Linked DNA regions of Mus musculus: region 1 is linked to region 2. A link is a loop called in an ENCODE intact Hi-C map of the cell type or tissue named here. Cell type or tissue: left cerebral cortex. All regions are shown on one strand. Links, peaks and the distances in the headings refer to the core of each region. The heading gives the core; the rest is flanking DNA.

Evidence for each region. A loop is a pair of places that touch in the nucleus more often than their neighbours do. Peaks named below come from ENCODE experiments on the same cell type or tissue, not always from the same donor. Only the 100,000 strongest peaks of a DNase experiment are listed, where the experiment ranks them.
Region 1: it touches region 2 in a loop (4-fold over the local background); 2 of 42 quality-filtered maps call a loop at or near these places.

The regions. Positions count from the first base shown.
Region 1 is chr3:94,582,846-94,597,996 of GRCm38, reverse strand. It overlaps the pseudogene Gm15235. Among named protein-coding and RNA genes, the nearest start is that of Snx27, 7.7 kb to the right of the region's middle. In left cerebral cortex, for the core only: no CTCF peak of the experiment used is centred there; no DNase peak of the experiment used is centred there.
Region 2 is chr3:94,363,868-94,379,018 of GRCm38, reverse strand. It overlaps Rorc (RAR-related orphan receptor gamma), which reads right to left and starts at 6,225. Exons shown (of 11, transcript NM_011281.3): 1 at 6,088-6,225; 2 at 3,955-3,984. The coding sequence starts at 6,127. It overlaps Gm38411 (a long non-coding RNA gene), which reads left to right and starts at 7,996. Exons shown (of 3, transcript XR_867461.1): 1 at 7,996-9,190; 2 at 10,171-12,094; 3 at 12,362-13,484. It overlaps C2cd4d (C2 calcium-dependent domain containing 4D), which reads right to left. Exons shown (of 2, transcript NM_001136117.1): 2 at 14,452-15,151. The coding sequence ends at 14,565. In left cerebral cortex, for the core only: no CTCF peak of the experiment used is centred there; DNase peaks (open chromatin) are centred at 5,623 and 7,136; H3K4me3 peaks cover 271 bases.

The DNA of each region.
Region 1 (15,151 bases), core at 5,911-13,910, 220 kb before region 2:
AACTTGTGTCACAAACCAAAGCCAAGTGTCAGATTAGTGGTGACATAGTGAGTTCCAGGCTAGCCAGGGCTTATGGTCTCAGAAAACCAAACCACACCTGAACCAAACAAAGAGACCACTTGGTAGCAGCTGATTGAAATCTATTTTAACTTTAGAAGAAGATTAAATGCAAGGATGAGTGTGGGTGAGCTCCAGGGCTTGGGCTTGAGGGACTGGGGAGACCATAGTCAATAATACTTCCTAGAAAAATTGTCTGGAATTACTAGATTGAGATAAATGGATGATCTATAATTGCAGATTCACAGACTGGAGCAGGCCAGGCCTTTTGCTCAGCTCTGGGCATGGTGCACAGGCTGAGTTTCAGTAGTGTCCTCCTGCCCCCAGAGTGGGTGTTGGGGTCAGATTCTCCCTGCGATTCTTGGTTGGCTCGCAGAGCTTTGCCTCATGTGTGAACTGCTGAGGGACTGTAAACATTACTACATATAAGATGTCAGTAAATAAACTTTTCAAGAGCCGCCAACACCCACTCAGGCTTTGTGCCTGGGCTTCTTTGTGGTTTGGAGTCTTCCTCTCTGCCTCCCAGTCCCAACAGCTCTTAGCATAGATAAGACATGAGCCAGCTGTGTTGAAAGAGGACAGGAAACAAAGGAATAAAAGAACAGGTGACCTTCAAGGGGAATTGGAAGTGGACATGGCAGTTGACCCCACTCTGTAAACAACATTCCCTTGCAGTGCTTTTAGTATTGTTATTATTATTAATTATTATTATTTAAAATCTTTAAGGGAGATTCTTGAGTTGGGTTTTAGTCAAAAAAAAAAAAAACTTTGGAAATGTAACTGAGCGAGGTCATACCCACCTGTTATCCCAACAACTGGGGGACTTAGGTAGGATAACTTGAGTCAAAGAATTTGAAGCCATTAATAAACAACCCTGGGGCTGGAGAGAGGGCTCAATGTTTAAGCGTACTGGCTGTTCTTCCTAGAGGACCTGGGTTTAATTCCTGGCAATCATGTCAGGCAGCTAACAATCATTTGTAACCCTAGCTTCCAGGGAAATTACATGCCTCTGGCTTCTGGTGGCACGTGTAGTCATGTACACATTCACATAGAGAGCTCCCACACATACATATACGTAAAAATTAATTCTATAATAATAATAATAAGTCATATGTCTCGGTTGGTTTTCTACTGCTGTGACAAAACACCATGACAAAGCAACTCATAAAAGCAAGAGTTTGTGTGAGGCTTACTGTTTCAAAGGATTCGAGTTCATGACCATCATGGCAGAGAGCATGACAGCAAGAAGGCATGGTGCTGGAGCAGGAGCTGAGAGCTCACATCTTGAGACACAACCTCTAGACAGAGAGAGCTACCTGGGAATGGCTTGTCCCCGGAGACCTACCTCCTCTAACAAGGCCAAAATGTAGAGATGGTTTGGGAAATTTGATTTATTTGAAAAACACAGAGCTATTATAAGAATATACTTTTGCTTTAACCCCAGATGTGGGATGTGGGGCTGCTTCAGAGTGTCCAGCTTACTAGCTTTGCCTTGTGCTCTAGTAGGGACGTGATTTTGCCAGCTGCAGATAGTTTCTGTGATCATGTGACATTTGGAATTCTGGGGACTTTTCAGAGGGTAGATAAATGCCAGGGACCTGAGAGGTGGAGGGTTGTTGGTTGGTTGTAGCTGTTGGTCACAGTGTGTTCAGGAGTCATGTGCAAGACGAAACAAAAAGAAGAAAAAAAATTAGCTATCCAGACAGTGAAAATCAAACTCCCTCTAAGAAACTTGATGCTCCTAATCAGCAGGAAGTAATCTAGTGATAAGTGCGGGAAGCGGGTGCAGCCACATGAGCCAAAATGGCGCCCTGGCCCATTATCAGGCCCTGTGAACCCCAAATGTTTACTGCCTTGCCCAAACATGTGCAGTGAAACTGCATGCATAAGCTGCCTGCCAAGCTAGACTACTCCTCATGATCTGCCAGCCTATCTGTGACCAACCTGAGCTCATGCCTGGAGCGTGTGTGATTCTGATTGGATGAGGTGGTATGGAGCAAGATGAGGTCAGTTGCCGTGACTATATGAGAATTTCCCTTGCCCTAAGTGGAGAGAGCTGTAAGTGAAAGAGCTGCAAGTAAAAGAAGAAGCTGTTGTGTGAACCCGACTTGGTGTCCGTGTAGTTCTTGTCTCTGTGGGTCGGAGACTGCGGCAAGTGGTGGCCCGTACAGGGAAATTTAGGCAAGCAAAGGCAAGTGGCCAGTTTAGAACCTCTTTAGTTAAATTGTAAGAGTCTGTGGCTACCTCTAAATTCTGTGTTTTTATCTAAACAATATTAAGAACACTGCCAAAAGCCTTTTTTATTATTTTATTATTTGGAATTTTAACTTACAAAAATTATTCTACTCTGTCAGAGGCACATGCCAACATTTATTGTAGTTATTAGGGCTAATGTGGAATGTTTCATACATAATATATGTCAACTATTAAATGTATATTTCATAATTTTAATATCTTATAATATATTGCCTGCATTTTTCCTGGCGTAGGTTAAGTCTGTTTTTTTTTTTTTTTCCAGTTAACCTTATTAGTGGAAACGCTGGCATTAACTAACATCCAGAGCTGTGATACCAATGAATTTATTGAGATGAAAATTTATGACCACATAGGCAAATATTTATTGACTATTTAGTCGGTGAGAAGTCTGTAAAGATGTATAAAATTATTCCTGTTCTTAAAGAAAATGTAAAGATGATGTAATGAAAGTTTCATTTTTGAGAACTCAGATTCCCCCAAAAGTCTCTGTGCTGATCCCTTTTTGTCTTATCTTCTGAGCGTTGTGCTCTGCAGTTATATAAGTACTGAGCATTCCACTTCGCTGCAGTGTATCCCACTTCTTAAGTATTTTCTGAAGACTTTTTGTTAGAGCTTCTCTTAAAGTCAGTACAGTGAATGGTGGTCCCTGTGTGGTGGTCCCAGTGCTCACATAGGTGCATGCACACAGGAGAGAAAGGACCTGCTGTGACAGTACTTTGTTACAACATACAGTGTGCCCCTGCAGCAGGTGCTTCTAGTTGTCTTTATTAATAATCATTTTAAGCGATTGTCTCTCTTCATGAAGGAGAAAATCTGACAGGTTCCCCGGAAAAAAGGGGACGGAGCACTAAGGTTCTCGGGAATAGAGACGAAGGGAATTTCAGCAACATGGGTTCAACTGCGTCTAAAATGAAAGTAAAAATGGCGTTGACCCAGCTTCTTAAAAGAAGCAGTATTAACATGAAAGCAGAGTCGGTAGACAGATTTCTGGACACCCTGTCCAAGGAAGCTCCATGATTTTTAGAGGAAGGGTATATTAATCAACAGTACTGGGAGTGTTTGGGAAGAGATCTCCAAGCTTCCTATATGAAGAACCCTCTACCTGTAGGGATGGTAACTCAGGCTGAGTCCCGAGTAGCCCAGCTAATTCTTAAGGGTATAAAGGTGGGGCTAGGAGATTTTGGTAAACAACCTGATGTAAAACAGATTGAGGTACTTGCCTCCACTAATTGGCTTCAGTTTATCGTAAGAAATCCTATGATATACCCCAGAATTACCCAGACTGAGCCAATCCCAGGTGCTGTTAATGTATTTACTGATGGATCCAAAGGCGGCGTGGGAGTAGTTTATGTTGAAGGAAATCAACCCCAAGCTCATGTATTTCCCTATCAATCTGCACAAGCTGTTGTTGGAGCAGTTAGTATTTGCTTTCTGCATTACTCATATGTCAGGAATGTGTGTAACCTCTGTTCAGTATCAGAATTTTTCCAGAGCTGCAAATCTGTCGCATGTTGGTGCGATGCTGCTAGGAAATTGGAGTCATGATCTCTACACAAAGATGAAGGAATTTCGAGCATCGATTGTTGCTGTGAACAACACCCATGTGGAGATTTCAACTGCAAAGCAATGGCTGGAGATCATCCAGGGAACTGTGGGATTCTTAAAAAATTGGGGAGGGATGGCCTTTTGGGCGTTCCTGCTGACTGTTGTGTGTGGAGGAATGCTTTGGTGGATGGCACGTATGCGAAGGTGGCACAGGGCTGATAAACGAGCCTTAGTGCAGGCTATGGCAGCCTTGGAAGCAGAAACATCCCCCCAATGTTGGCTCAACATGCTGGATCAGTAATCAATGACGGGTAAGACCCTCACGTGCGCATACCAACCTAAGACAGGATGGCGAAAGTGAGTTTGTCACTCCCATGACGGGTAAGGATGTGGCACAGATGGGGCAGATGCTGATCCCAGAGCTACTAATAAAACAAAAAGGGGGAGATACGGGAAGCAGGTGCGGCTGCATGGGCCAAAATGGCACCCTGGCCCATTGCCAGGCCCCGTGAACCCCGCATGTTTACTGCCTTGCCCAAACATGCGCAGTGAAACTGCATGCATAAGCTGCCTGCCAAGCTAGACTACTCCTCATGATCTGGATCTATCAGCCTATCTGTGACCAACCTGAGCTCGTGCCTGGAGCGTGTGTGATTCTGATTGGATGAGGTGGTGTGGAGCAAGATGAGGTCAGTTGCTGCGACTATATGAAAATTTCCCTTGCCCTAAGTGGAGAGAGCTGTAAGTGAAAAAGCTGCAAGTAAAAGAAGAAGCTGCTGCGTGAACCCGACTTGGTGTCCGTGTAGTTCTTGTCTCTGTGTATCGGAGACTGCGGCAGATAAGGTCATCCCCTTTCTGACCCCTGTCTTTAAAGATTCAAGGATCTCTTTCCTCTGATCCCTACCCTTTCCCCGCCCCCCCTCTCTTATTTAGTGTTAGGGAGTTGAAGAGTCAAGAAGGATGAAAAAAAAAAAAAGGAAGAACCCACAAAGAGGCTAAGACCAGCTACACAATACCCACCAATCTTTCCCAAGCATGTCCACCAACTGGGGACCGAGTATTAAACATAGTCTCTGACGACCATTCCTATTTGAACCACCACATCCTAGCACTCAAGAGCCAGAAGCAGGAGGTTCAACATGAGTTTGAGATCAACCTGGTCTGCACAGTGAATTCCAGGCCAGCCAGTCTACACAGAGAAACTATGCCAGTAAATACATTTAAAAATAAATTAGTTAAACATGAAACCTGACTGAGGATCTGAGGAAAGGGGGTTGGGAGGATAGAACAAAAGTACAAGGCTGGGAAAAAGCAATGGGAGATGCTGGGACGTGCTTATCTTCATGGGTAAAGGCCGGTGAGGTTCAGCATAGAGGGCTGTTAGAGACAACCATGAACTAATAGTTTTTGAGCTTAGCATAATTCTTTTGCTTTGGATCTTGAGCATCTATCATGGCTTTCCCTATGTAGTTCAGGTTATCCTGAATCATGTTGTATAGATCAGGCTGGCACAAACTCACAGAGGTCCACCTGCCTCTGCCTCCTGATAAAGTCTCTCATTATGTTAAGTTATATATAACACAGATTTTCCATTTAGCCAATTTTAAGTGTGTGGTTGTGGCATTATTTTCACAGTGTTGTGCAACCACCCCACCTCACCCATCTCCAGAGTTCTTCCATCTTTCCCAATGTAAACTCTGTACCTATTAAAATTCCTTCTAGCTTCTTTGTCCCTCAAGTGCTTGTGACTGCCATTCTACTTTCTGTCCACACCACATACAAAAATAATCACATACTATACCTTGGATTTGTATACTATAATTTTTATATTGTCTTTCATAACTAGCTAATATCATTCAGCATCATCTTCAAGGTTTACCCTGTTATAGAATGCATTTCTTTTTTTTTTTTAAATTAAACTAGGGCTGGTGAGATGGCTCAGTGGGTAAGAGCACTGACTGCTCTTCCGAAGGTCCTGAGTTCAAATCCCAGAAACCACATGGTGGCTCACAACCACCCTTAATGAGATCTGACACCCTCTTCTGGTGTGTCTGAAGTCAGCTACAGTATATTTATGCATAACAATAAATAAATCTTTTTTAAAAAGATAAAAAAACTATTTTTCATAAGAGTGCCCTGCAGCTGGGCGGTGGTGGTGCAAGTGCAGGCTTAGATTTCTTAGGTTAAGAGCTTCAACCTCAGCGGGGTGTGGTGGCGCACGCCTTTAATCCCAGCACTAGGGAGGCAGAGGCAGGCAGATTTCTGACTTCGAGGCCAGCCTGGTCTACAAAGTGAGCTCCAGGATAGCCAGGGCTACACAGAGAAACCCTGCCTCAAAAAACCCAAAAAAAAAAAAAAAAAAAAAAAAAAGAGCTTCAACCTTCGTTCTAGCCCACCACCCACCAGAGGCAGTGGAAAGGAAAGGCTAATAGAGGAAAGGCGGATGTGGACCTGTTTAGAAATAGTTCTTTGGGGTGATTCCAGTCTTCACTGTCAGGATATCAGCAGTTCAGGTCACACAAATCAGCAGTGGTGGCTCAATCCACTCGCAAACACCATTCATGCATCAGCAACAACAGTTTGATCCAGAAGAAACCACAAAGCACTCTCTGCCCATCGGCCTGAGTTCACAGGAGCAGCTAGAAGCCTCCAGAACACCACCAGCAGGTTTCTGGTGCATTTCTCTCTCCGAAGTCATGACAACTGATGATCAGTAAAGAAGGCAAAGTAAACCAATGCTACAGCATCATCAGTGAAGACCTGTCAGTCAGCAGGGCCCAACAAAACCAGCGAAGAATAAGTAGCAAGGCAAGTCAAGGCCATAGCCTCACCCACTGCCTGTTATTTTTATAACCTTTCCGAGCATCACATGTCCTCTCAAGCATCTGCTCCATCAAAGCATCACATGACCTTCCCTCAGGCAGCTTCTAGGAAAACACCACGTGTCTGTTCTCAGCAAAACATCCTCCCACATGTCTGCCTCAACAAAAACATCCTCTCATAGGACAGTTTCCAGAAAAACATCACGTGACCCAATGGAGCCTCCAAAGAAACCAGACATTTCCACTTTCTGGATGCTTTAATCCCAGCACTCAGGAGGCAGAGGCAGGCAGATCTCTGGGTTGGTTTAAGGTCACCCTGGTCTATAGAGCAAGTTCCAGGACATAGAAAACCTGTCTCAAAAGAGAAAGAAAGAGGCGGGGGGGGGGGGGGGGCAATAAATAAATAAATAAATTAGAGTGCCCTGCAAATTCTTTCTTTTCTTCCTTTTTTTTTTCCAAGACAGAGCTTCTCTGTATAGCCCTGGCTGTCCTGGAACTCACTTTGTAGACCAGGCAGGCCTCGAACTCAGAAATCCGCCTGCCTCTGCTTCCCAAATGCTGGGATTAAAGGCGTGTGTCACCACTGCCTGGCCTTTTTTTTTTTTTTTTAAATATGTCGCTTTGCCATCTTCCCTGATGGTCCAGTGACCCGCTGTGGGACAACAGCTACTTAGCTGCCTTTTTTTTCCCTTCATATATATAAGCACACTGTAGCTGTCTTCAGACACACAAGAAGAGGGCATCAGATCCCATTACAGATGGTTGTGAGCCACCATGTGGTTGCTGGGAATTGAATTCGGGACCTCTGGAAGAGTAGCCTGTGCTCTTAACTGTTGAGCCATCTCTCCAGCCCAAATTCATATTCTCTCTCTCTCTCTCCCTCTCCCTCTCTCTCCCTCTCCCTCCCTCCCTCCCTTCCTTTCTTTTTTCTTTTTTCTTTTCTTTTTTTTTTGGCTTTTAAGTGAGTTGGTTTAATTCAAAGTGGTACAGAATTCAGAGTACAATGAAGATGGAACAGTAGGCTCTGGTGGGATTACAGACTGGGTTCACTTTAAATTCACAGCTGAGGTAGGAATTACTGAACGAGCCATTGCATTAGTCACTTTATTCATTTTTTTTCTTTACAAAAGTTTATTACAATGTACAACATGCGCCAAGATAACACTCCATTCTAGCTATTAGGTGGCTGTCTTAGTTGGGGATTTCTATTCCTGCACAAACATCATGACCAAGAAGCAAGTTGGGGAGGAAAGGGTTTATTCAGCTTACACTTCCACATTGCTGTTCATCACCAAGGAAGTCAGGACTGGAACTCAAGCAGGTCAGGAAGCAGGACCGATGCAGAGGCCATGGAGGGATGTTCTTTACTGGCTTGCCTCCCCTGGCTTGCTCAGCCTGCTCTCTTATAGAACCCAAGACTACCAGCCCAGGGATGGCACCACCCACAAGGGGACCTCCTATTGAGAAAATGCCTTACAGCTGAATCTCATGGAGGCATTTCCCCAACTGAAGCTCCTTTCTCTGTGATAACTCCAGCTTGTGTCAAGTTGACACAAAACTAGCCAGTACAATGGCAAAGATGTTATGACAGGGAATCCAGCTGTTTAAATAGGAATGGAAGAGGAGGGTCACCATCACCCCAGATGTGAGGAACAGCTTACTTTTTGCCAGATTTCTTAATTCCACCTGTGGCCAGGGGGCCCTTCCCGGCGGCCTTGGCTTTTAGCTGCTCGAGTTTCTTCTGCTCCTCCTTTTGTTTCTGCCTGAAAGCCTTATCTTCCTCGTCCATCTCCTTGGCCTGTTCTTGGGCTGTTTCAGGGGCTTCTTTTTGCCACCTTCCAGGCCTGACATGGAGCCTCCAGCCCCTTCTCCAGCCCCTGATCCTAAGCCAGAAACGGGGCTTAGAAGCCTGCACTTATGCTGCACCTCTCCCTCCCTCCCTCCCTCCCTCCCTCCCTCCCTCCCTCCCTCCCTTCCTTCCTCTCTTTCTCTTTTCCTCTCTTCCTCTTTCTTTCTTTCTTTCTTTCTTTCTTTCTTTCTCTCTCTCTCTCTCTCTCTCTCTCTCTCTCTCTCTCTCTTCCTTTCTCTCTTTCTCTCTTTCTTGCTTTCATATCTCCATGGAGACGAAGTGGTGTCATGTGGAAGCGTCTCAAAGCCCACCCTTCTAACTTTTTATCTCTTCTTGCTCCCACCTTTTGTATTTGCAGAACTCCAATTTGAGTCTGGTATTCATTGGAAGCTATACATTCAGGGACAGCCCTACTCTTAGTGTCAGGAGACAGTCTTGACTCGTTTAAACTAGCCAAGGCAGTTGTGTTTGTTGTTGTCAATGGTTGGTTTAGCTTATTAGCATGTGAGACAGGAGAGAACACTAGGAAGGTGACTGCTGGGGAACTTGCTTGCTTTCCTTTGTGTATGAGTGTTTTGCCTACAGGTCTGTCTGTCTGTCTGTCTGTCTGTGCACCACTTGCTTGTCTGGTGCCCTTGCAAGTCAGAAGAGGGTATGTGATACTGTGGAATTGAAGTTGTGGATGGTTGTGAGGCATTATGTGGATGCTGGAACTCAAACTCGGGCCCTCTGCAAGGACCAGTTTGCCATTTTCTGGAAGCTTGCATTCAGCTTGGGAAGGTAAAGCCCAGCTAAATACTCTCTGTCATGTTCTAAACTGAGCTGTGCTGACCATAGATGCAGTAAGGAGTTACATTGATTTTCCTTTTGCTGTTTTTGTTACTACAGACCCAGCAGCTTAAAACAGCTGTTCTTCCTATTGGAGGGCTTGGTGTCAAGAGTCCATCTAGGCACAGCTTGTTTGGGGCCTCTATTCAGATTTCACATGGCTACAATCAAGGTTCTGTTAGGCGGTTTCTTTGTGGCACTTGGGTCCTCTTCCACGTGTCATGTGTTTGTTGGCAGAATTTCATGAGGATATAAGTTGGAGGGACCTATGGTCTTCCTATCCCCAAGAGCCACTCAGGTTCTGAAGTCCCCTGTTGCTTCACGTATGTGGGTTGCCTCCTAGACAGTTCTGAACCTTCCCCAAAGCCAGCAGGACCAGTCTTGCTAAGAAGCAGCCTTACTTGACACAGCAGAATCATGGGTGTGACACAGCTGTCAACTTTGGCACATTTTATTGCCCAGAAGCAAGTCACGGGTTCTACTTACCTTCAAGGGAGGGGGTTACACAAGAGCGTGACTCATTAAGGGGTCATCCGGAACTGTAGTTGCCTCAGGGATTTAGAAAAGGGAAATGTCAGAGAGAGTAGCAGTCTTCAGGGACACTGGAGAGAGACTTCAGCTAGGGCTTGGCCGAGGAGAGTTCAGAGCAGCAAAAAGGTAAAAAACATCTACAACCAAAAGGTTGTGTGAGCAGACATGCAGAGGTGGGGTTTCCACTTAAGTATCTCTGCTTGAAAAGGGTGATGGAACTCACTGCCCCTGCAGGTCACAGGATGTAGGGAGAATTTATCAAGATGGTGGACAGAGGAAAGAGAGTATCTGGCTTTGGTCAGAACACTCCAGTTCAAGGTTCAGTTCTTGGGTTAATTAGCAGGTCTGCTGTTATCTGAGCCTTTGTGAGGGTAAACTGGGCTCTGAGGTGGGATGTGCTCTGCAAACAATGAGTGGTCCAAGTCTGATACTGAAGACAGCTTTGCTGACTTCCAAGACTCCGTGTGTCCGAGTCCCCCGGTCTCTGATTCCTCTTAACTGATCTCTTTGCTCTTCAAGTCTTCTGCATAGTGGCTAGAGGAAACGTTTCCTGGGCAGCTTAGCTTAGAGTAAGGTATTGTCTACTTTACTCTGTCATTTGTCACCACCCAAAGGCTTCCAAACCTATGCAGTGGCCCAGACTCCAGTGTCCAGTCGTGACTTGACAAATTGTCTTGGGCTTCTCACAGGCTCTTCAGGTTCACTAGGCTCCAAGTGAACTCTGTGTCACTCCTCTTCCTTCTTGTACTGGGGGACTGTGTACCCTCACTTCCTCCCTGTGCCACGGTACCTGAGATCCTCCCAGGTTCTGAGCCTCTCCTCTCCCACACCTCCCTCCTTGTATCCCCTCTGCTACCGCCCTAGTTTGAGTCCCATTAATTCTCCCGAATCACTGCAACTGCTTCTTAATTATCTATCTCAGCTCACTCTCCAGACGTCCCGGAGCATGAACTTTTCTGAAGTGCAAGTTTGACAATGTGGTTAATCCATTCAAGAAGCATTCAAAGACCCCTAAAATCCTAGGAATGAAATTCCAATTCCCGGGCACAGACAATATCTAGTATCTTGGAGCCTCCCAAGTTCTAACTCTCCTGTCTTCCAACTCTGTTCTCCCGGCCACAGTCCTACTGAGCAGCACATTCCCACACTACACTGAGGTTCTTTCGGACCTCAACATCCCTCACCATCATTCTCTGTTGTGAATTTGTCCATGTATAACCACATCTCCCTATGCCCTCACCTCCAGATGCTTGAAAGTGTCTGTCACCTCTCTCAGTGTGATTTAACTGTTCTAGTTTTGTCTTTTGCTATCTTGACTGCTAGCCTATGAACTTTTAAGACATTTCACATAGCCCAGGCTGGCCCTGAACTCAGTAAGTAGCTCTGTGAGGCTGGCCTTGAACTTTTGCATCTAGTTCTCCAGTGTATATATGTATATACCATTGCATGGACTTGGCAACTTATTCTCTCTCTCTCTCTCTCTCTCTCTCACACACACACACACACACACACACAAGCATATACATGTACATTTTTTTTGTCATGTTGTTTTGTTTTGAGGCAAGGTTTTGCTGTGTAGCACTGGTTGTCCTTGAACTCTCTCTGTAGACAAGGCTGACCTCAAACTCACAGAGATCACCCAAGTGCTGGGATTAAAATCATGTGCCACCATGCCTGGCTAAACATATTTTTAGATGACATTTCTTTCTGCTTGTGTCTCAGTCAGGGGACATCTTGTGGAGTTGGTTCTCTTGGTGTCTCAGGGAGAGAGCTTAGGTTGCTAGCCTGGCTGGAGGCACCTTTACCACAGAGCCATCCCCATGGCCCTTGCTGGCCTGGCTGTAGGCTGCTTTACCACCAAACCATCACCTAGGCCCTTATTTTCTCATTCTTATTATATACCAAACTTGTCTTTCAGTTTGATCTTTCCTAAAATTCGTTATGTCTTTTTGAGGCAAGATCTCACTCTGGACTTGTGACGATTCCCCTGCCTTTCATTCTCAAGTGCCAGGAAAACAGGTATAAGTCCCCGGTGCTGGCTCATTTAGTTAGCTAATTAATTAGGTTTGTTTTTAATAAGTCAGGGTTCCCGTGCCAGACTGGCCTTGAACTTACTTAGCTGCCTGGATTACCTTGAACCTCAGATCCTCCTGCCTCTACCTGCCCAGTGCTGGCATTACAAGTGGTGTGAGAGCTGAAACCCAGAACTTCTTGCATGCTAGACAAGCAACGTGCCATTGAGCTATGTCCCCTTACTGGCTTTCATTTGACTGAAAGTTTGAAAGTTAGAGAAGAGTTAAAGAAAAGGAATAATGAGAAAAGTCTCTCTCCTACTCCTGTCCCCTGCCCAGCTGTCCAGACTCCTTCCCTATCAGCAATCTCTCCAACCAGTTTCTTGTATCTAAAGATACTGAGCTATGTGGTTCCCCGTTTATACACTGTAAGATATTACGTCTGTGCTCTGTCCTATTCTCGCTTGACTGGGCACAGTCTCTGTGAGCTCATTTCATGCCATACCACTAGGAGCTTCTTTAGTTTTTCTTTTTGTTTTAAGTGATGATGTTTTCCATTGTGGATGTATCATATTTTACCCAATGACTGTTATTAATCCAAGCTACTGTGACTATAAACAGTACTACAATGACCGTCACAAAAGTGTTATTTCCCAGGTGTGTGAGTGGAAACGGACTCTGAGGGGTGAAGAGGTTGCATGAAGGGCAGTGCAGTTTGACTCCCTAAACCTGTAGTCTGTAGCTATCTCGTTTATCTCTGCATCTCTCACCATTGTTAAAAAGCCTAGAACAGAAGGTACATTCAATTTGTGTGTGTGTGTGTGTGTGTGTGTGTGTGCGTGCACACATATGTATGTGTGTGTGCGTGTGTGCTGAAAAAAATATTAAAAAAAGGTCTCTTATAGCCCAGGATCCCCTTGAACTTGCTCTATAGCTGAGGATGATGACCTTGAACTTCTGATTTTTCCTAGGGCCTCCAAGTTCTGAGTGCTGGGAGTGTATCACCACATCTTGTTTTTATGCGACTAGGGATTAAGCTGGGCTTCCTGCATGCTAGGCAAGTGGTCTACTGACTGGCTGACACCCTTAGCCTCATTCAGTGTATCTATATGTATATTTGTTTATGTATATATGTATTTATATACGAGTAAGTACATTACAATTTATGTATATGAGTGCTCAATTTGCATGTATGCCTGCATGATGGAAGAGGGCATCGGAACCCATTGTAGATGGTTGTGAGCCACTATGTGGTTGCTGAGAATTGAACTCAGGACACCTGGAAGAGCAGCCAGTGCTCTTAACCATTGAGCCATGTCTCTAGCCCTCCCACCTTCAGTATATTTTTTTAATAAAAAATAAAGGCAAATGTTGTTTGTTTGTTTGTTTTTTGAGACAGAATGTTAGCATGTAGCTCCTGGTTGGCTTGCCTCAACTCACAGAGATGGGCTGGCCTCTGTGTCCCGAGTGCTGGGATTAAAGATGTGGGCTTGGCAAAAATAACTAGTTCTATCTGGGCATGTTGATGCACGCCTTTAATCCCAGCACTCAGGAGGCAGAGGCAGGCAGATTTCTGAGTTCAAGGTCAGCCTGGTCTATAGAGTGAGTTCCAGGACATCCAGGGCTACACAGAGAAACCCTGACTCGAAAAACCAAAAAAACCAAAAACCAAAAAACTAGTTATTTTAGCAGCAAGTTCTTTCCATCCAGTACTCAATTCAAAATAAATTATTCAAGTCCAAACCAGATTCCATCATTATGTTGAAGCAAAACTTATTCTATCTTTATTATTTCAGTATTTCAGAACTAACCAAGAGTCTTCATCAGCTTTGTTGTAAAACAAGGTTACTTTTATTCCTTTTGTTTATAATGCAAACCTTTCTTTTTAACCTTCATATGTATGCTCTAACTGTAGTGACTTTGTGTCTCCATTCAGTATGTTTCAAAATCTCTTAATCCCCCTATTGCTTCTTCTGTCCCTTGTAATCTTAAAAACTCTCCATGGCCAGTAAACTCTTTCAGGGGCTTGTTTGTTTTTATAAATTATCTGCTTCTTTTAGGTTCATAATTTTTTACTTGTGTAACCTCATCTACCAAGCAGGGACTGGGCTAGTGCTGTAAAGCGTTAATAAGTTCTAGATGTAAAGACTTGGTACATAGTCATGTTGAGAAAGGTAGTTCTTGGTGCTTCTCCTCTTCTTCTGCTGGATGCCAAGAAGGAAGACTCCTGGCTCGTTATCTCCAGGTTATTTCTCCGGTTGGGGGGTTGTGTTAATATGTCACTTTGGGAGATGAAGTAATGTCCCCCTCAGGACAAAGAGCAAGTCTACTGTATTCCTTTGTACAGAATGGCAACCTTTCCAAGTTGTGTGTCTTAGGCTCTGATACCTTAGGGGAACATCACTCATCAGAGCTCTTTATCTACATGGTGCTTGGTGGGGAAGAACTGAGAATACCTGAGGAGGCTGATACTGTTTCCTTTGTCTTTGCTTTGTGGAATCTTGTGTATTCTACAACATCTACTAAACAGGAATGGATTAACTAGTGACCTTATCAGTAGGGGGAAATCAAATACCAAAGTGGAGCAGTGATGGCGTAGATTGCTATGTGCATTATTTCTGTCATTACTTGCTGTCACCAGGCACCCAGCTCTATCAAGTTTATATCCTGCCAGATCGCCAAAAACACCAACTGCATGCTTTCTAAGAATTCTCTTGTGCTATTGGAAGAAATGAAATAAACAAGATAAAAGCAACTTCAAAACTCTTGCTAAATTAAAATTATTGACCACTTTAATATCCAGTTCTAAATCATGGAAGCTGTTGTTTTCCTCCACACATGCTTTTTTGTATGTCTGTATATAGCCGTGAAGTTGCAATAACATGGAAAAGAAAGTTGCGCAAAAACAGCTGAGCTTTAAATGCTGTTACATAATTGCTGCTTGACTTTGGTAACACTAAAGTTCCGTATCCTAATACTTGAAATAAGGAACCGAATTCACGATCTGGTTGTATCACTTGATTGCTGGGGCTTTGTCCAACATGAATATACAAATGAATAACCGATTCAAGATTGCAATGAATCACCAACTAGTGGTCGGGCATAATCCCAGCAATCAGGAGGCAGAGGCAGGTGGATCTCTGAGTTTGAGGTCGGCCTGCTTTACAGAGCCAGTTCAGGACAGCAAGGGCTACAAAGGGAAACCCTGTCTCGAAAAAACAAAACAAAAAAAGATTCTCATCATCCAACCA
Region 2 (15,151 bases), core at 4,043-12,042:
TGTGTTGTGTGTGTGTGTGTTTGCGCGCGCGCGCGTGCATGTGTGCATAAAACGCAGAGCTACCCAAGTGTATCCCTCAGATACTATTGGGGCTGTTGCCCTCTGCTTCGGCCGACCTGGGGCTGTTTCTGTGAAATCGATCTGCCAGCTTTTGCTGCGGAGGGGAAGAAGCCAGAAAAGAACCACGGCTCCTACTCCATTTTAGGACTTTTGGTTCTTCTCCTGGTCCTCTTGTCTCACCAAGGACTATAGTCCTGTCCCATGCATGCAAGTGGAATCCCAACTTGACCTTGTATACTATAGGGGTCTATTCTCTTTCACCCATTAGGGGACGAGGGGGTCTCTTTGGTCTTGGGCTCTTAGAACTCAGAGACTCCCATGCTTGGCATTTATTTTGTGGCTGGAGACCAGAGATCAGCGGCTTGCCTCAGGTGACCCTGTGTTAGAACCTGCTCACTAGCCTTTCAGTCCATGGGCCTTTCCAGGACTCAGTATGGCCTCCCCTTTTGTGGCTTGTGGAAAGACCCCAGGTTAAAGCTGGGGCTTCCTCAGGCCTCAGGGTAACAGGCTTCCCTTTTCCTCACTCACTGTAGACTTTGAGAGGTCCTCTGGCTTCCCTTACATGAGCAGGGAGGATCGGATCCCCCACATTGCTCAGCTGGAAGCCTAAAGGGCCCCTGACATCTGCCCAGCAGCTGTGGGCCCATGGTTTCAAGCAGGGAAAGGAGTGAGACCAAGGTTTTCTGCTCCCATCTCTTCTTGCTATAGATGATCAACTGCACCTGAAGCATATGCAAACACACACACAAATATACACATAGCACACACAGAGCAGTCCCTAGCTGGATTGTACTGAGCCATCAGGCCCTGGTATGAGTGTGTGCGTGTGTGTGTTTAAGGTTAGGGAATCAGGGAGATGATGAGTTCTGATCCCCACTGCCTGCTGACCTCAGTTTACTGTGACTCCTGCCTCAGGGTACAGCAGTGCCTGCAGTTGGAGGCACAAAGATAAACTCTTCACTAGGAACAAGGAATATAAGCTGTGGGTCCTAATGTCTACCAGACTCCACCAGCTCCCAGGCCCTAATGGTGAGCTCTTCAGTGATGCACTCCCCTCTTGGGTCTTGGTCTCTTTGTAAATCAAAGGGTTGGACCCTTGGGCATGCTCAGTCTTCCCAGAACTTCAGAACTTATGTCAGGAACTCCTCAATAATTTGATTACCATTGCTGCCAAGGAAGCTGCCAGGGAAGAGTAACTCTCTTGGGACTCCACCCATCTCCCAGCAGATCTTGACCTTGACTGGGACACACCCTGCCAAAGAGGCACGGTTTCCAAGATACACTCCTATTCAGCGGGCCTAGGAATGGTGACAGGACCCAGGCTCCCCCATGACCGGATGCCCCCATTCACTTACTTCTCATGACTGAGAACTTGGCTCCCTGTCCTCCTCAGTAGGGTAGCCCAGGACAGCACACAGCTGGCAGTGGAGGTGGGGTGAAGCCCTCTCAGCGGGTGCCTCAGCCCTTAGATCTGCACAAAGCTCTCCCCCAGTGTTTCTGGGCAGGGGGGTTTAAGCTCTGCTCCACACAGGTGGCCAAGTGACAGCCCCCCAACCCCCAGAGGTGCATTGGGTATGATGACAGGCACCCCACGTGGCCAATCTGGGTCTGGGGCAGGGTGTGAGGGGCGGGGCAGCCAATCACAGGGGGCGTTGGAAAATTCCAAAACCACAGCTACAGCCGCGGTAAAAGCTGTTTCCACTCGCCAGGGGAGTTCTAGCTGGGGAGCTTCGTGGAGCTCATGGGCAGAGGCCAGGCTCGAAATCCCCTCTCCTGAGTACCCCAGGCCCTCTTCACCAAGTGACATCAGGGGTAGGGATGTTCCAAAGGTAAGTAACAGGAATCTGTCTTGGGTGGTGTCTTGTGGCACTGAGACCCTGTGGACTGTCAACAGCCATAACCAGTGTGGTACAACCGGGAGGCTGCCCTCACCACACCCAAATTCCTCCTACACATGATGCTATCCTGGGCTGAGGAAACGATAGCGGCAGTATCATCAGGCAAATACCCTCTGTAGGATCTGTAGGATGGGTTGGTCCTTCAGAAAGGCCTTTGGAAACAAGACTGCTAGTCTGGGACACAGATAGTGACACTACCATCTTCATCCTCTTAGCAGCAGTGCTTAATTCAGTGTTGGGAATGATTCAGCTCTGTGTGGACTTCATAATCCCCATAAAATACTTTATGTGATAACTACCATTCCAAAGACAAGGAAGGTGAGACACAGAGAGATTAAGTAACCTGCTCAAGATCACACAGTAGTGAATGGTTGAGTAAGGACTTATGGCCAGGTAGAGTGACCTCAGATCCACTGGAGGGATAGAAGGGTATCTCTGGTTCAGGTTTGCATTCGAGTGTGTCTCAGACTGGCCCGTCTCCTGGCACTTGAGTTTCTCTTCAGGTTTTGTTGGTGTGAGATTTCTTATTGATGGATTCATTTGTTTTCCATCTGCTCTGTGGGGTACCTCAGCCTTGGAGGTTCCTCTTCTGGCCCCTTAGTCATTCGGTCCCCTCTTGGTCTGGGTGTGCCCCCGGGTTTCTCAGCTTGGACCCCTTTCTTGAGGTTATTTCACTTGGGAGGCAGTTTTTATTGTCTTGGCCTGGGGTTGGGGCCAAGACAATAAAAACTCAAGGAGCTCAACCTCCTTGAGAGGTCTTCAATCTTTCTGGTTAGTAAAAAGCTCTCTCTGCGAGCTTGGGAATTGGACATTGGATGGATGAGGGTAACTAGCCTGGATCCTCAGGAGGACACATGGTAAGGGTTAAAGGATGGGAGGCAGGTCTAAAAGCTTGGCTTGGTCTCTCCCAGTTTCCACTCTCCAAAAGTCCCCCTCTACACCCCCAAGTGTGGTCCCTGGTCCCCTCCCCCAGCTTGCCTGCGTCATTCTGACTCGCTTTCCTCCCAGGGCCCTGCTCAGCGTTTCCGTGGGGCCCTGTGGCTAGTGCACAGGAGGCTGATCAGGATTATGCTGAGCCAAGCAGCTCCGACCCCCCCCAGGAGGATGGAGCCCCAAGCTCAGGGAGGAGGGATGCTGGGACAGGAAGGCCACAGATGGCTTTTGTAGTGGGGACAGATTGGTGGGCAACCAATGAGTATGTGATGGAAGAGTAGAGGTGACCTCCTCTGATGAGATTGTCACTATTAACTTAATGACCATGCTTGTGGCTTTTCCAGAGTGCCCCCAAGGTGCTGAGGGTATGCACGAACCCCTGGGGAGGACTTTGGTGGAGCGGGCACATTTTGTAGGGGAATAGCTTCTCTCTATGTGGCTGGATTGGGGGTGCTGCACTGGCCTGAGACAGATGTTTACTTGCAAGTGTCCATTGGGAAGCCCTTCTGGAACTCTGGTCTCTTCCTCGTACACTGCAGTCTGAGGATTTCGGGTTCCTGTCCACTCATTCTTACAGAGACAAGGCTTTCCTACTCTCTAGCTCTGCAGAGCCTCTCTCCAGGCTTGCTCACACCTCAGAATGTGTTAACCACAGAGATGAACACCAAACCTGGCTCTGCCACCACAAAGCCCTGGGCACGCTCCCAGGCCTCCTATTGTGGCTGCTGAGTTCTGAGGCTGGGGTGGCCTTCACCTCCTCCCTGGTCAGACACAGCAGCTGAGCCTCTGTCCAGCACCCTGCCCTCCTCTTTCCCAGTTCCCCTTTTCTTTCTATGCTTGTAACTTGGCACCCCTTGGGCTTCTTTTTTTTTTTTTTTTTTTTTTTTGGTCCTGGCCTATAAGCCTATAAGTCTTTCCCTTTGGCCCTTATCTCTTGGGCTTTGCAGTCTTAGCCTGATTCTTCCAATTCTGTCCAGTCCCGGGTGTTCTTTCACTCATGCCTCCTGAACTGAATGCTTTTGCCATACCCCGTGCCACCTTCTTGGCCCAAACCCCTACTCACAGGTGTGGGTCTTCTTTGCAGCCAGCAGCTCTGTAAAGAGAAGGAAGGGATCAGTGAATAGTTGAAGATGTTAGGGGAAAAGCCAAAGACTTCCCCAGTTCCTGGCTCCTGCCCTGCCCCATTTTTACCCCAGCACTACCTGGCCTCTGAGAAGCTGGGCCCCTTGGCAGAGCCCATCACTTTGCCCTTTGGCCACACTGGCCCTCTTCCAGGTCCTGAAAGTGCCCAGCTCCTCTCTGCCTCCAGGACTTCCTCATGTCACACTCTACCCTCCCTCCCCCATTTAGCTAGATCTCAGATGTCTCTCTTTTCCTCTGGGGCAGCCTCCCATGCCCTGTCCCCTGCCCTGGGGTTTACTCAGCCAGCACTCTGCATTGTTTCCTGGCACTTGACATAACAGACAACTGCCCTAGGTATGCCATCATCCCTTCTAGATTGTAAGCCCGTCTGGAGACAGAGCCTCTGTCTGTCTTGTTCAGCTTGTTGCTCTGGGGAACAGCAAGAACCCTCTAGTATCTGGTGCATTTGACGTACACACATATTCTGCACCCAGAGGGAATGCAGTCTTTTGGTTGCTTATCTGTGCCTGAAAGCAAGAGGGAGCTGCAGAGGTGTGGGGCTGGGAGTGCATGGGGAGGGTGGGCGAAGAGGAAGACAAGGAGGGCCGAGCTGCAGATAGACCCTCTCTGGCCGCCACTGTGCTTCACCTGCCCACAAGCCTGCAGAGGGAAGATCCCTTTGCCTTGCTGCTTTGCTCGTGGATGGGTCTGGGTGGAGATCAGACAGGAGGAGGCACCCCATGGTTCGTGGAGGTTTACAGAGATGCTCTGCTGTCCAGGGGAGCAGCAGCTGAGGGGAGAGTCATGGTTACTGCATAGTTACAGGGCTGTTTACATATCTGGGATGAAATCAGCATGCAGTCAGTATTTGGGAAACACCTAGAGAGGGAGCCCTTGGCAAAAGAGGCCGCAACCCATTTCCTATATCCAGGGTGCCTAGGGCCAGTCTTCTGTTCCAGAAAGCCCATTAGCCCTGTCTGTAATGTCCCTAACCTTTGATTCCTTTCTGTTACTTTTTGCCTTCTGCTGTCCAAGCCTGGCACACATGTCCTGTCCCTCCTTCACTGTCCCTCTGCCAGGAGATGCACTCTGCAGCCAGGCTTCCTGCATTTCATTGCCGTGATAGTAAATGGGGCCTGGTAGCCTGTTCCCCGGGTGGGGGAGGGGAAGGTCTGCCCAGAGAGGGTGTGGCTTCATGCCATGCCCACCTCCCTGCTAATCCTGTCTGGCCCTACTCAGTTTCCTCCCTGACGTGGCACCCTTGTCCAGCCTCCAACTTTGCAATTCAGAGCAGTCTTGCATGGGGACACTCCCCTTGTTGGCCCCCACTCCCACTCCCACCCCGGAGCCTTTCTCTAGTGGCCCTAGAAGCTGGCACTTCTGTCGTTCACTCTCTCTAGGTTCCCAGCTGACAAGCATGGGAGGGAGGGAGGGGATGTCCTGTTCTGAAGGGCTCCCTCCTCACTCCATCGGGGGACTGTTCCCCAGTTCCTTTCTGTGCTCCACAGGTGCCTCACACAGCAAAGATAAAACTCCGTGCTCGGACCAGCTTGAAGGAAAGCGTGGGACTGCTGGGCTAGAGCAGCTGGCATGGTGCAACTGCATCTTCTCTCCCAGGTCCCCCACCCCCAGCCCCTGCGCCAGAACGGCAGCCACTTGTGAATGAATAGGAAGGCGGAGAGTCACCCTTCCAGCCGCTGCTGCCCAGGGTTCTGTGGCAGGCAGGGAGGGGCCTGCTCACACCTGGGAGCCAGCCCCATTCCCATCCTCTCGATCAAGCCTCCCTAACACAGCTCCTCCCTCCTGCCCCCACTCCAACCTGTCTCTTCCTTCTTGCCCTCCCCGTCTTCCCAGGTCTCCTGCTGTTACCCTAGGCCCTCTTCCTGTCCCCCCCCTACAGTTATGTAAAGACTCGGTCCTACCTCACCGCTTTGCTCTGTCTGCCAGTCCATCTCCCCTCTGCTCACCTCTCTTCTCCCCAGTTCTTTCTTTCCCAGTCTCTTCGCCTCCCTCCCCTCCTCTGAGCCCCCTGACAGTCCCTTCCACCTGCCTGCAGGGCTTTAGGGTCTCTTACCCCGAGATGTCCGGTGGTGTCTCTGTGGGGCCCTGTCCATGGGGTAGCTCCCTTGGTGCCGTCCTTGCTGCCCTGGCTGCCCAGGAGGGCAGGGAGCAGGGCCCAAGGGAGGGAGGAGGGAAGAGGGAGGGAGCACCTGGCCCGTCAGCAGGCAGGGGAAAGGAGTGGCTGGCAGAGTGTCCTGGCACAGGAGGGGACTCAGGGAGAGAGCAGTGGACCAGTGTCTGGAGTCTTGAGGAAAAACAGGTGAAAGGGAGCTAGTACTTATTAATTACCTACTGTATGCTGAGTTTTTGCCAGGCCTTGTAGGTAAATCAGAATTTTTTTGTTTGTTTTTTGGAATCCCACATGATAACCCCCTACAGGCACGAGTGATTATTCATAATCATGAACCAATTGCTGCCCAGAATAGAAAAGACTTGCCAGGAATTCACAAGGGCAATTCGTGATTGAGTTGAGATTTGAACCTGGTCTCTGTAACTTTTTTAGGACAGGTGACAGAATAGCAAGAAAGGGAGGCAGGAAGAGTGAAGAGAAAAGACAGCCTCTGTGTGTGTGTGTGTGTGTGTGTGTGTGCACTCTGATCTCCAGGATGGGATCAGATATACTTCCCTGCAGCTTGGGTTCCCCCAGCACATGTCTTGCTTTGCCTCTCTCTAACTCCATGCTGCCCACCTCTGGATTTTCCAGGCTTCTAGATGCTTCCCATACTTCTGGTGTGGTGGGGGGAGGTGTGGAGGAGGAAGAGCAAATTGAGAGGTGAGGGGTGTTGGAGGGAGAGCAGAAGAGAGCAACTGCACTGGACCAACAAGTTGAGAGGAGGGAATCCTCCCCCCTCCTCCCGGTTCTCCCTTCCCCCTCCCCCACGACCCCGTAATTCTGTTCACATAAAGGCCTGCACTGGAGTCTGAGAAGGACCAAGAGCCAAGACTTCTGTGAATATTGGATGCCTCAGTTCGGCATGTCCTCTGCCCAGAGTTTGATTAGCTGTGCCTGGCTTTCCTGCTTACCCAACAACCGCTGGCTAGGGGCCAGGCTGGGAGCAGGAGGCTCCCAACCCCTCCTCCTGCTTTCTCCAGCTGGTAAACAGCAGGGCAGGAGCCGGCCACGCCAGGGCCTCGTGACTCGCCCACTCCCTCCACCTGGTGCACGTGGCACCTGGCGTGGAGAGGGCAGGCAGCTGTCCCTTCGCTCCCAGCATTCCATTCTCCACCGTTGGCCCTCCGTGGAGCTTCACACTGTGCAACCAGTAGCACCCAGTGCTCTAGGGAGCTGAGTCTCCTAAGAGTCAGAGACAAAGATTAGGAGGAATAGCCGTTCTTAGCCCCAGGGAGACTGAAAAGTGTAGGGGTGTAGGGTGACTTTTGAGGGCCTTTGAGGCTTTGACTAGTCCTAAGTCCTTTATATGTATACATATATGTGTGTGTCTGTATAGGTGGGTGTGTGTACACGTGTGAGTGTGCATGTCTGTGGAGGATAGAGATTAAAATTTGATGTCTGCCTCAATTACCTTTTACCTTTTTGTTTTGTTTTGTTTTGTTTTGTTTTTTTGAGACAGGGTCTCCCATGGAACGGAGAACTCGCCATCTTGGTTAGCCAGATTGGCAAGTGATTTCTAGGGTTTCTACGACCCCATTGTTGAGACTACAAGTACCTACCTACCTATCTACCACTGTACCCATTTTGTGATGTGGGTTCTGGGGGATTAAACCTTGACCCTTGGGTAGGAGAGATGGCTCAGTGGTTAAGAGCACTGACTGCTCTTCCAGAGGTCCTGAGTTCAATTCCCAGCAACCACATGGTGGCTCACAACCATCTGTAATGGGATCTGATGCCCTCTTCTGGTGTGTCTGAAGAGAGTGATAGTGTGCTCATATACATAAAATAAATAAATCTTAAAAAACAAAAACCAAAAAACCAAAAAACCCCCCAAAACCCTTGACCCCAGTGTGTTTGTGGCAGTACTCCACTGACTAGGTCATCTCTGACTTCACGGTCTTTGGTGGTAAACAGGCCCATGTATACTGTTCTTCTCAAAACACAATGCCAATCTGGAGAGCTTTGAAAAGAGGCAAAGTGATGGCACCCCTACCTAGGAACAGAGTCAGAAAGAGGCTTCTGGAAAGGTTAGGGCACTCAAAGGATGGGGACCTTAATGGCCTGCCTCTATCCCAGAGCTATCCCCTCCTGCTCTTCTGTGCTCCTATCTGCCCATCACTGCTCAGTTTTCTGTGCCTCACCAGCTCGCTTTCATCTCCCTTAGTTATTGTTCTTCTTTCTTCTTTTCACTTATCTTTTTTTAATAGTATGGGTGTTTTGCCTGCATGTTTATTTGTGCACCATTTGTGTGTTTGGTTCACTATGCAGGAAAGAAAAAGATATCAGGTGCCCTGGAACTGGAGTCATACATGACTGTGAGCCACTGTGTGGATGCTGGGAATTGAACCTGGGTTCTTCTGGAAGAGCAGCCTGTGCTCTTAACTGCTGAACCCCGCCCCTCCTCTCATTTTCCTAGGGTGACCTCCAACTCACAACATTGCCTTGGGTGTGCTGGGGTTACAGACCTGCATCGCTGACCAGGTCCTTTTCTCTTGGTGATTATGGGTCTTAAGACCTTCCAGATGACCCCTCCCTCAAGCTAGAGGCACAGGGTGGAGGCCCCTAGGGATGCTTTCAGATGCCACACAGTATGGCAGTGGCAGACACTGCCTGGCACTGTCAGAATGACTGTGAGGGCTCAGGAAGCGACCGGGTCCTGGCTTGAGAGTGGCTTTCTTCTAAGCTACTCTTTCATTTCAGCATTCGAGACCTTCATTCCTACGTGTTGCTAAGATGATCTCACTCAGTAGTCCAAGATGGCCTTGAACATTCATGGCTATCCAGTTCCTTCAGCCTTCTGAGGGCTGGGATTACAGGCATCATCCTACCCAGCTTTTGGCCCTGCCTCCAGCATGGGGGGGTGGGTGATTAGGGTGGGGTTCCCTATTCAGACTGATACTGCCACCAGAGAGTTCTCTGTGCTTCCAGCTATCAGGAGATCACGCCCACAGGAGGAACTGTTCCAACAGCTTCAACTATTTGTTCCTCCCACAGTGGCCATAGGGTGAGTGTACAGCTGTCATCCAGTGTGACCTTGGGATTTACCGGGCTGGTAAAGCTCAGAGTAGGTTGTGGTGATTATGCCCCCTGGGTGTTCTTGCCTGACCCCCACCCCCACCCCCAGCTCCCCACCCCTGGCTTGCTGTAACCAAGGCTCTTTTCTGTAGGAACAGTGCTTTCTAAAGCAGAGCAGGGGCTATTTCCTCCTCAAATACATTCTTTTTTTTCTTTTTTTTTTTATTAGGTATTTTCCTCGTTTACATTTTCAATGCTATCCCAAAGGTCCCCCATACCCACCCCCCCCAATCCCCTACCCACCCACTCCCCCTTTTTGGCCCTGGCGTTCCCCTGTACTGGGGCACATAAAGTTTGCAAGTCCAATGGGCCTCTCTTTGCAGTGATGGCCAACTAGGCCATCTTTTGATACATATGCAGCTAAAGACAAGAGCTCCCGGGTACTGGTTAGTTCATATTGTTATTCCACCTATAGGGTTGCAGTTCCCTTTAGCTCCTTGGGTAATTTCTCTAGCTCCTCCATTGGGGGCCGTGTGACCCATCCAATAGCTGACTGTGATCATCCACTTCTACAAAACACCCATAGAAGGAGTTACAGAGACAAAATTTGGAGCTGTGACGAAAGGATGGACCATCTAGTGATTGCCATATGCAGGGATCCATCCCATAATCAGCTTCCAAATGCTGACACCATTGCATACACTAGCAAGATTTTGCTGAAAGGACCCAGATATAGCTCTCTCTTGTGAGACTATGCCGGGCCTAGCAAACTCAAATACATTCTTATGCAAGGAAGAGGCTGATAGGGATCAGAGAATCACTCTACCCCACGTGCCCAGTCCTCTTATCAGGCCCAGGAATCTCAAAGCAGGGGGCAAACAACCTGGAGGTGGGTGGTGGCGGCGGCTTGGAAATGGGGAGCAGTCACCAACTCTTCTTTCCCTTCCTCCCCACCCCTTAAAACCGCAGAAACCACTTAAAGCTCAGCACAGTCCTGTCCTTCCAGGGAGGACCCAAGGCAGCAGGTAAAAAGGAAACCTCTGGGGTTTGGGCAGCATGCAGAGGCTGGCTTGGCCCAGAGGGCGCCATCTTTCACTGGAGCCTCTCTACTGCAGTGCAGTAGAGACTACCTTTCTTTGAGCTTCAGGCTTACGGAGACTTCAACTCCCCAGAATGACTTGGGGAGTGGATGAAATCTTGGCCATTAAAAAAAAAAAAGACATTGCAAGCTCTTTGGCACATCCGTGGTTTCTGCATCCCCGTTGGTACCTATGTAGAGCCCCAGTATGGAGGAGTAGCGGGAAAGATGGACTTTAGCCCTACCCTGGAACTGCTTATAGCTCTCATTTCCCAATTAACACTGAGGTGGGACTGGAGGTGGGAGGATTGAAAATCAGGAGTGGAGGGCTGGAGATGGAGCCCGAGATTCAACCTACAGCACCTCATAACGTGACACGGTGGCAGGGCTTTACTGTATGTCTAGCCTTGGAAGGTAGAGGCTGGAAGAGCAGGAGGAGTTCACTGCCATCCTCAGCTGGGTAGGGAGTTTGAGGCTAGCCTGGGCTACATTAGAGTATGCCTCAAAAACAATTACGAGGAACAAAATTGGGAGGTCTGGTTTGGGGGACAAGGAAGACTTTAACAGTGTGGTTTGCTGGGTGTCACCCATGCGCCCTGAATCCTGTCACAGCTAAAAAGGGGGAGAACCATGGTGCTGACCTGCGTTGGTGGCAGTACTGTGCTAATGGCGGTACTTAGAGGCCTCAGCTCCTTGCACACAGGATGGGTTCTTAGGCTTCATTTGCTCCCATGGTATGTATCTGAGACTGGGGGACTCGGTGTACCTGTCTGAGCCCCGGGGGCTGGGAATGTGACAGAACATTTTTTTTGGGGGGAGGTGTTTTCTATCTCATAGACTCCCCAAATTCCTGGGCTGGGTTGTGGCAGAGGATGTTGGTATAGAGTCGCTGTTAGAAGCCTTCCTCACAGCCAAAGCCAATCCTCAGGCAAGTTTATTTAACCTCTCGGATCTCTTTCTGCCTTTGTGAACTGGTAATGCCTACTTTACCCAGTGGTGGTGAGATAAGACAGCGGGTAAAGTGCAAGGCCTGGTACAAAGTACACATGGCAGCTAAAAAAGTATTTCAGGCCCTCCCTCTCTTTTCCATTCCTGTAATTTTGCCTCCCTCCCCTTTCTTACTTTACTTTTCTCTACGGCCCATCGCCAGCTAGTTCTTTACTGATATTTGTTCATTTTCTGACTCACTTGATTCCTGCGTTTGTTTTCAAGCCTGCTGGCCCCAGTGCCTGGCATCCTATAGCACCCACCATTGCTGGAGGAACTGATGAAGGCGGGCAAACTGACCTATAGACATCCTTCCAGATACTTCCAAGTTGCATTGCTCACTAGGGATTGTTATGAAAGAACTTGAGGGCCGATGTACACACAGAGCACAGCACAGCACAGCACAGATAGAGCTTGGGGAGTGGGCGGACTTCTCAGAGTTCACAGGTTTAAGTGCGAAGTGCCAGGTTGTGAAGTGACTGAAGAGCTATTATCCCGGGAAGAAGAAACCCTTCAGGCTTTTAATACAGATTTTAGAAGTTACATTATATGTGTGTATTGGTCTCCTTCCACCAAGTGGATCTCTAGGATTAAACTCAAGACTGTCAGACTTCGTGACAAGTACCTTGAGTCATGTCACCTAGTTTTCTTCTTTATTATCTGTCTAAGGGCGAAGGTCATGTTGAATAACAACTGTACACTCACCTTAGAGGCAGTTGCCAGGAGGAACTAATGTTTGAAGCTGTCCATCCTACCCATTGATCAGGTTGCTGTCAGCACGGAGGATTGTTTGGTCAATGCTGCCATCTGGTGGACAACTGGAGCAAGGTTTCTTTGGCCTGGGGATTGGTGGTGGGAACCTAGTGGAGGTAGAAGGAGCTTGAGAAGGGTGACTTGTGTGTGTGTGTGTGTGTGTGTGTGTGTGTGTGTGTGTGTGTGTGTGTATGTGTAGCTGCCCCTGCTGAGATTTTTGTTAAGAAGAAGCAGGTCCTATACGGGGACAATTGGCACCATGGGAAGTGAGAAAGGCTAAGAGGAAGGAGGAAGTGGTCTAGGGCCTGCTGTGTACCTGCCTTTCTCTATCCCTCTTCCAAGTCTGGCAGGAGGAACAAGTTCCCAGGAAGGAAGAGGCAGAGAGAAGGTCACTGCTGACGTCAAGGGCTTTCAGGTAGGAGGTAAACACAAGATGACCCACTTTTATTCCACTGTCTTTCACCTTCATCTTCTGGCTGGAGTAGCCTTTTCTGGCATCCCTGATAACAGCACTCACTCCTTGATAGTATCCTCTGTCCCAGATCCCAGTCCCTATAATCCCAAGTACTTATGGGTACCCAAGCACTATTCTGTGCTTCTCCCCTGGCCCCCCAGCCCCTGTAGGGTGTCTGTATGTCTTGGAACTTGCTCTGTAGACTTGAACTCAGAAATCTTCTTGTCTCTGCCGCTGAGTGCTGGGATTAAATGTGTTTGCTAGCATACCTGGTTTACTCTTTGGTTCTTGACTCCAGCCATTCTTCCTGCTCCTGCACAGGTGCACAGGTGTATGGACTAGCCAGAGGGAGGCAGGAAGGGTTAAAGGGCACTGTGTGTTTAGTCTGTGCTCGCCTGGCTCACTCTTAAGGTTCAAAAATTTCATTTGTCTTTAGGACAAATATTGATCTAAGGGGTAGGAAAGGCCAGTTTCTTCTCTTCAGACACAGGGACCTTTAGGAGAGGGTGGCTTTCTGCTCTTGCTGGGGTGACACCAGGACTCAAGGGCTCTCTGAAAGCGCAGGGTTTTGTTAGACTCGAGGGACCTGTGATGGTTAGTTTTAATTGTCAACTTGACACAGTCTAGAATCTCTTGGGAAGAGAAAAGTCTAGATCATGTTGGCCTGTGGGTATGTCAGTGGGGGATTCTCTTGATTGCAATTACTTGATGTGGAAGACTGACCCACTGTAGGTGGTTCCATTCCCTGGCTTTGGGTCCTGGACTGTGGAGAAACTGAACTAAGTAAGCATTAGAAGCATGCATGCACACATTATGTTCATTTCTCTCTCTGATCTTTAATTTTTTGTTTTGTTTTTTGAGATAGAATTTCACTACACAGGCCTTGCTGGCCGGGAACTTGCTTTGTAGATCAAACTAGCTTCCAATTTTCAGAGAACTACCTGCCCCTGCCCTCCAGGTGCTAAGATTAGAGGCATGAGCCACCAAGCTCTGTTATTATTTTGTTCTTTTTTCCAGACAAAGTTTTTTTTTTCTCTTCTTTTTAAAAAACACATTTACTTATTGTGTATACAGCATTCTGCTTACATGTGTGCCTGCATGCCAGAAGGGGATCAGATCTCATTATAGATGGTTATGAGCCACCATGTGGTTGCTGGGAATTGAACTCAGGAAGAGCAGCAGCCAGTGCTCTTAACCTCTGAACCATCTCTCCAGCCCCAGATAAAGTTTCTTTCTGTTGCCTTGGTTATCCTAACTCACTCTTTAGACCAGACTGTCCTTGAACTCACAGAGATCCACCTGCCTCTGCTTGCCTCTGTATCTAGAGTGCTGAGATTAAAGGCATGTGCCACTCCCCCTGGGCATTACACACACACACACACACACACACACACACACACACACACGCACGCTCATATGCACGTACCCACCCACCTGACCTTTATAAGCCACAAGAGGGCATTAGATCCCCTGTAACTGTAGTTTGATAGGCAGTTATGAGCTGCCTGATGTGGGTGCTGGGAACTGAACTTGAGTCCTTTGCATTTAACCACTGAACCAGCTCTCCAGCTTGTATTGTCTCTCTCCCTGCTCCTCACTGTGGAAGTGACTAGCTGCTTCAAGTCCTGGCAATAACTTCTCCACAATGGTGTACTATCATCTAGAATTGTAAGCCAAATGAACCCTTTCTCCATAAAAGCTGCTTTTGTGTGTGTGTGTGTGTGTGTGTGTGTGTGTGTGTGTGTGTGATGGGGAGATAGTTTATCACAACAACGGAAATAAAGCTAAGACAGGCACCTAGAGCCAACTCAATCTAGGACTCTTGAAGCAGACTCGCTTGGGGATGGACTCTAGGCTCTCCATGTTTAACAAGCACTTCCAGGGATTCCGGGTCTCAAGCACTGCTTAAGGAAGGGCTGGGTGGAAAAGACTTGCTGCAAAGCCTAGAGTTTTTGGTGCCCACTGGAAAGCATGCAGCTAGAGACAAACTGATGTTTTATTAACAAAAATAAATACATGCCGGGCAGGTGGCAAGGATGAAGTCTGCAGACCCAGTGGAAACCTCCCAAGAAAGCTGTGGTGTCTATCAGTCTACAGGCTGAGATGAGTAGGTGCCAGGGAGGACCCAGGGCCTAGACCTCCAGCCAGTGGGGGCAGCAGGGCGATGAGGGGCGTCTCACATTCCCCCAGCAGCACGTCCCTGCGCAGCCCCGCGCCCCTGTCCAGCACTTTGGCCCTCAGACTGCGGACGGCCAGATCCGGCGGGCGCAGCCCCTCGAAGAAGAAGTCTTCGTTGAAGATAGGGTTGCAGCTGCTCTGGACCACCCGGCTCCGCTGAGCTCCAGGCCTAACGCGCGGCTGCAGCCGCAGAATCACGCAGCAGCCGCCGCCACCGCTCCCGGGGCGGGTCCGCGGCCGAGGCAGCCCCTCGGCGCTCACCAGGCGCAGCCTCAGCCGCCCGGGCCCCGCCTGGTACTCGGTGGACAGGCGCAGCTGCCCGCCGCGGGGCCCCAGGCGCAGCACGCTGTCCTTGGTCGGCCGCAGTTGGCAGCAGAGGAAGTCCAGGTGGAAGAGCGGTGGCGCACGGCGCGGCGCGTACGGACTAGTGTCCGCCGAGCTGGCCTCGTCGGGGGACAGGGACTGCGGCCTGGGCGTGTGCGGGGAGCCGCAGGGCGAGG